2 separate regions of the Homo sapiens genome follow, and region 1 is linked to region 2. A link is a loop called in an ENCODE intact Hi-C map of the cell type or tissue named here. Cell type or tissue: B cell. All regions are shown on one strand.

The links. Hi-C counts contacts between places; a loop is a spot of excess contacts. Peaks named below come from ENCODE experiments on the same cell type or tissue, not always from the same donor. Only the 100,000 strongest peaks of a DNase experiment are listed, where the experiment ranks them.
Region 1: it touches region 2 in a loop (13-fold over the local background); 9 of 110 quality-filtered maps call a loop at or near these places.

What each region holds. Positions count from the first base shown.
Region 1 is chr16:30,956,192-30,958,691 of GRCh38, forward strand. It overlaps SETD1A (SET domain containing 1A, histone lysine methyltransferase), which reads left to right and starts at 1,563. Exons shown (of 19, transcript NM_014712.3): 1 at 1,563-1,773. RefSeq lists enhancers at 871-1,634, 1,092-1,221 and silencers at 1,822-2,041, 2,182-2,271. In B cell, a CTCF peak has its summit at 964; DNase peaks (open chromatin) are centred at 1,040 and 1,530; H3K4me3 peaks cover 1,857 bases; H3K27ac peaks cover 1,804 bases.
Region 2 is chr16:30,896,112-30,898,611 of GRCh38, forward strand. CTF1 (cardiotrophin 1) reads left to right here and starts at 503. Exons shown (of 3, transcript NM_001330.5): 1 at 503-557. The coding sequence starts at 533. RefSeq lists enhancers at 1-176, 1,040-1,089. In B cell, CTCF peaks have their summits at 1,558 and 1,765; a DNase peak (open chromatin) is centred at 1,070; H3K4me3 peaks cover 1,317 bases; H3K27ac peaks cover 1,278 bases.

The DNA of each region.
Region 1 (2,500 bases), 60 kb after region 2:
CATTTCAGAGATAAGGAAACAGGCCCAAGAAGGCTGAAGATCTTGCCCAAAACCACACAGCTAGTCCATGAAACTGAACTTGGACTATCTACCCCTCACACGGGAATCTCTCTTTGATTTGAGAAAAGGAACCAGTGCCTTTCAACTGGAACAGAAAGGAATCTGATCTCAACACCTATGCCTCCACGTAAATTATTTTTTTCAGCCTTATTTCCCTCAAAATTGTAGAGTCCTAATCTTCTTCTATCTTGTGGTGTGAGACCTTGGATAAGTCTCCCTTCCACCTTTTCCTATTACTTAAAATGGTGAATTTGCATAAACCAGGCTCTAAGGGTCTTTTCTGCACTGTTCGGATGTGTACAAATTGACATCCAAGTTTAAAGGAAGACTCTGAAACTTAGGTCAATGACTTGCCCAAGGCCATATAGCGAGGGCCTGATGTACACATATCAGGAGCTTGGGGCATCCTCAGCTCAGGAAAAGGGACCTCCTGGGAGTGCCTGCGCCCACACGGGATCAAAACGGTGCCCAGCCTTCAGAAACCTCAGCCCGAGTTCCAGGGGTAGGCCTGGGCCGCTGCTGCCCTTGTGCGGAGGCATCCCGTGAGCATAGGGCGCCATAGCCAAAGAAGCGGGCAGTGGGACCATGACGCCAGGAGGACACACCAGTCCAGTCCCGTTCCTGTAGGACCTCGTTTATTATTACAAGGCCCATTTAAGGGCACTTAGGCCCCACTAGGCTCATCAGAAAACCTTGAGGCGGTCCCTGGATTTAACCACTAATGGTGGGTTTGAGTACGGCAAAGTAGGGCACCTTCTACAGGCCTCACTCTCCCCATCTGGCAAATGGGCATCCTAAGCAGCCAGACACCCAAGGGCAATAACGGGAAGGAAAGGTACCCTGCATTTATGTGCGAGGCGGGGCAAACCGCCTGAGTCACCGCTCACGGTTGTGTTTTTCCACCTCCCGGCCGTCCCTCCCATCCGGGTGAGTCCTCGTGGGTCCTCCCGGAGGCGCCCCCTAGTCCCAGGCTCTGCACGCCCTGGCCCCGCCCCTTGACTCGGCCCCGCCCACAGCGGAATCCGCAGATTCGCCAGGTCGGATCCTCAGAATTCCTCGGGTCCCTCGATACTCGGCTGAAAATTCTCATCGGACTCTGAGAGGAGCGCTGGGCTGGAGGCATTTTCCCCAGGGACAGAAGCGGGCTATTCTCTCACTTGGGCCAGTAAGAAAAATCCAAAAAAAGTTGTCGACTCTGCCAGCAGGGATTGGCTAACGGGCCGTTATTTTCTTGACTCCACCAAGGCGGATGAAGGGGAGGCTACGGCTGAGGCCGGGAACAGTGGCGAATCTGCAGCCTCTCAGAATTTGGCAGTGCAAGGAAGGGACGGGGAAGAGAAGCAAAGCGGCGCGCATCCTGTCCAGCGATTCGCCCCGCCCGCCCGGTGAATCTGCGTCTGCAGAACGCGCCACTGAAGGTTCCCCAGCGCTGGCTGGCCTCCTCCCCTCCGCCCCGCCCCTTTTCCTCAGGGACTAGTCGCAGCTTTCGTCGCCGCCGATTCGTCAAGGTCCCGGGCCGCAGCATCTAGATCGTCGTGGCGAAGCCGACTCTCCGGGGGATGCGGCCAATCTCCAAGCTCCCTGGGCCGCAACTTCCGAGCCTCCCAGGGCGCCGGCCGAGGCGAAGCCGCTACCCTCGGCCCCGTGGGTCCCCCGGCAGCGCCTGTGGCGAAAGTGCGAATGCAGACCCTGTGCCCGCTGGGCCTCGCGCAGGTGGCAGTGGTGTTTGGTGCGCGCGCCGGGGAGGTGGTGGTGGGGGGGCGCCGCCGCCGCCACCGCTGCGGGGCCGGGTCTCGCGCTGCCGCTGCCGCCGCCTCGCGCCGCTGAGGTGCCGCGCGAGGTGGGGGGAGGGGGAGCCGCTCGCCGGGAGCGGGTGAGTGGGGCCGCGCGGCGCGCGTGCGCGGAGACCTGCTGGGGGGGGTGCAGAACGCGCCGGGGCGGGAGGAGAGGGCAGCGGTGCACGTTCCCCCCACCCCCCCGCCCGGATTCGGGGTCGAAGCCGGGTCTCGGGCTCGGTCTCGCGGTGTTTCCAACGCCCCGAAGAGGTGCCACCTTTCGGCCGGAGGATCGGGGCGCGGGGAGGAGAGCGGGTGTGTGGGAGCCGTGGCCGGGCTCGGCCCGGGCCGCTGGCCGGTGAGGAGGCGGGAGGGGGCGGGGCCTGCAGGGGGCGGGGGAGGGGTCTTGCTCCGAGGCCAAGTGGGGCGCGCGCTAGGGAGAGCGGGAAGGTAAGGGGGCTCGAGACGGGCCTGGGGGCCTGACAGTAGAGTTGGGAGGTGGAAAGAGGCTGGGTTGTTGTGGCGAAACAGAGGGTACTTGGGGGAGAATCCGGGGGAGCCCCGGGTCAGGGTGAGGGTTGGAAACTGGAGTGATGGGAGAACCTGGAATCGGGGCTAGCCAATGAGGAAAGGCAGGGGAGTCAGGCCCCAAGTCCTGATCCTTC
Region 2 (2,500 bases):
TATCTGTCTCCCTCCTGGTGGGTGTGACAATGAGATTGGAAGCCATCTAAGATAGGCCAGGAGATGTATGTCTGGACAAACATGCCCCAAGCCTGACGGCCCCCATCGTAGCCTCCCTCGCAAGCCGCGCCCCAGACTAGAGAGAGGGCCTGCGCATTCCTGTCCTGCCAGTCCGGCAGTTCCCTCTCCTGTCTCCTCAGCTTTACACCCAAAGCAGCCGCTGCCTCAGGTCCAAGCCTGAGCCCGCGGCAGAACATTGGGCTGCCTCCCAGGCCCTGACACCCCCAGCCCCGAGGTCCTGTCCACCCGGCAGACAACTTGCCTTCCCCCTCGGGCCCCTTCCCCCACTAGGCCCCACGGACGAGGAGCTGAGCTCAGGGCCAAGGAATCCTGTCTCAAAAGGGGGGGTAGGATGAAATGTTTGGGGTCTGGGCTCTGATTGGCTGCGCCCGGGCCACGCCCCCAGCCCTTTCCCCTTTCTCCCCCCTCGAAAGGGGGGCGTGAAGGGAGCCGGGATCAGCCAGGGGCCAGCATGAGCCGGAGGGAGGGAAGTCTGGGTAAGGGGCTGAGGGACCGGACGCCGGGTCGCTGAGGGGCGCAGGAGTCAGAGGGATTGGGAGCTGGGGGTCTGGGTTTCCGCCACCCCCGGGTCCGGGAGGGGAGCGGCCTTGGCGGGGAAGGGCAGGGCTCCGGTGTCAGGTAACGAGTGAGCGGGTGAGTTGTGAGAAACAGCAGGCGCTAGGGTTTAGAGGAGGCCTGGGGCTGAGGTTTCAGGGACCTGGGCTCAGGGCTTAGATCACCGGTTCGAGTACACCCAGGGGGAGGACTGGGGTCGGGGCTGGGGCAGGACCCCTGCGTCCACTGAGTCTCGGGAAAGAATCAGAGCTGGGGGGCTGAAGGAAGGGGTAGAGTAAGGGAAGGCAGTCTTGGAGTCACAGGAAGTAGTGAGTGACAACAGGAGACGAAAGTCTGGGCTGCTGAGGATCGCGACTGGTGCTGGGAAACTTCGGGGGTGGGGCGGGGGCGGGGCACCGGGTCAGGACTACATTCCCCAGCACGCATCGGGCGCGCGCTGTGCGTTTCGGGAAATGGAGTCCCTCCCGGGGCGCCAGACACTGGCTCTTGCGGACCTTGATTCGCTGACTAGCCAGGCCAGCGCCTTGCATGGATGGGGCATCAGGGAGAGAAATGGAAATGGAAGTCAGTCTCCCTATCTGTAAAATGGGCCTTCAAGGCACATTTTGATATGAAGTTCTGTACTTCGATGATGTTGAAGTCCACTAGCAGTCACTGAGGTAGAAATATGTAAGCCCTGTCTTCAAAGGGCTCTCAGGCTAAGGCAGATACACACAGAAAAGCCGTTAAAAGAGCTACCCTGGAACTCATGCAAATGGCCTTAAGTCAAAGGAAGGAGTTCGTTTATAAAGGAGAAGTGATTCTGGAGGCTTCACTGAGGAGGCAGTACAGTCATGCACTGCATAACAACATTTGGTCAACAGGTGGACCGCACAGACAATGGAGGTCCCATAAGATTCTATGCATTTTTAGCCTGGGCAACATGGCGAAACCCTGTCTCTACAAAAAAATACAAAAATTAACCGGGCATGGTGGCGCATGCCTGTAGTCCCAGCTACACAGGAGACCCAGGCGGGAGGATCGCTTGAGCCCAGGAGGTCGAGGCTGCAGTGAGCCAAGATTGCACCACTGCACCCCATCCTGGGCGAAAGAGCAAGACTCCGTCTCTCTCTCTCTCTCTCTTTCTCTTTTGGGATGGAGTCTTTCTCTGTTGCCAGGCTGGAGTGCAGTGGCCTTGGCTCACTGCAACCTCTGCCTCCTGGGTTCAAGCAATTCTCCTGCCTCAGCCTCCCAAGTAGCTGGGACTACAGGCGTGTGCCACCAAGTCCAGCTAATTTTTTTTTTTTTGTATTTTTAGTAGAGATGAGGTTTCATCATGTTGGCTAGGATGGTATTGATCTCTTGACCTCGTGATCCACCTGCCTCAGCCCTCCAAAGTGCTAGGATTACAGGCGTGAGCCACTGCGCCTGGACAATTTTTTTTTTTTTTTTTGAGACGAAGTCTCGGTCTGTCACCCAGGCTGGAGTGCAGTGACCTGATCTCAGCTCAATGCAACCTCCTCCTCCCAGGTTCAAGCGATTCTCATGCCTCAGGCCCCCTGGTAGCTGGGATTACAGGCACCCACCATCATGCCTGACTAATTTTTGTATTTTTAGTAGAGACAGGGTTTCACCAGATGGTCCCGAACTCCTGACTTCAAGTGATCCGCCCGCCTCATCCTCCCAAAGTGTGGGATTAAAGGCGTGAACCACTGAGCCCAATGCCTGGCTAATTTTTGTATTTTTAGTAGAAACGGGGTTTCACCATGTTGGCCAGGCTGGTCTCAAACTCCTGACCTCAAGTGATCTGCCCATCTCGGGCTCCCAAAGTGCTGGGATTACAGGCGTGAGCCACCACGCCTAACCGATATATATTATATAATAA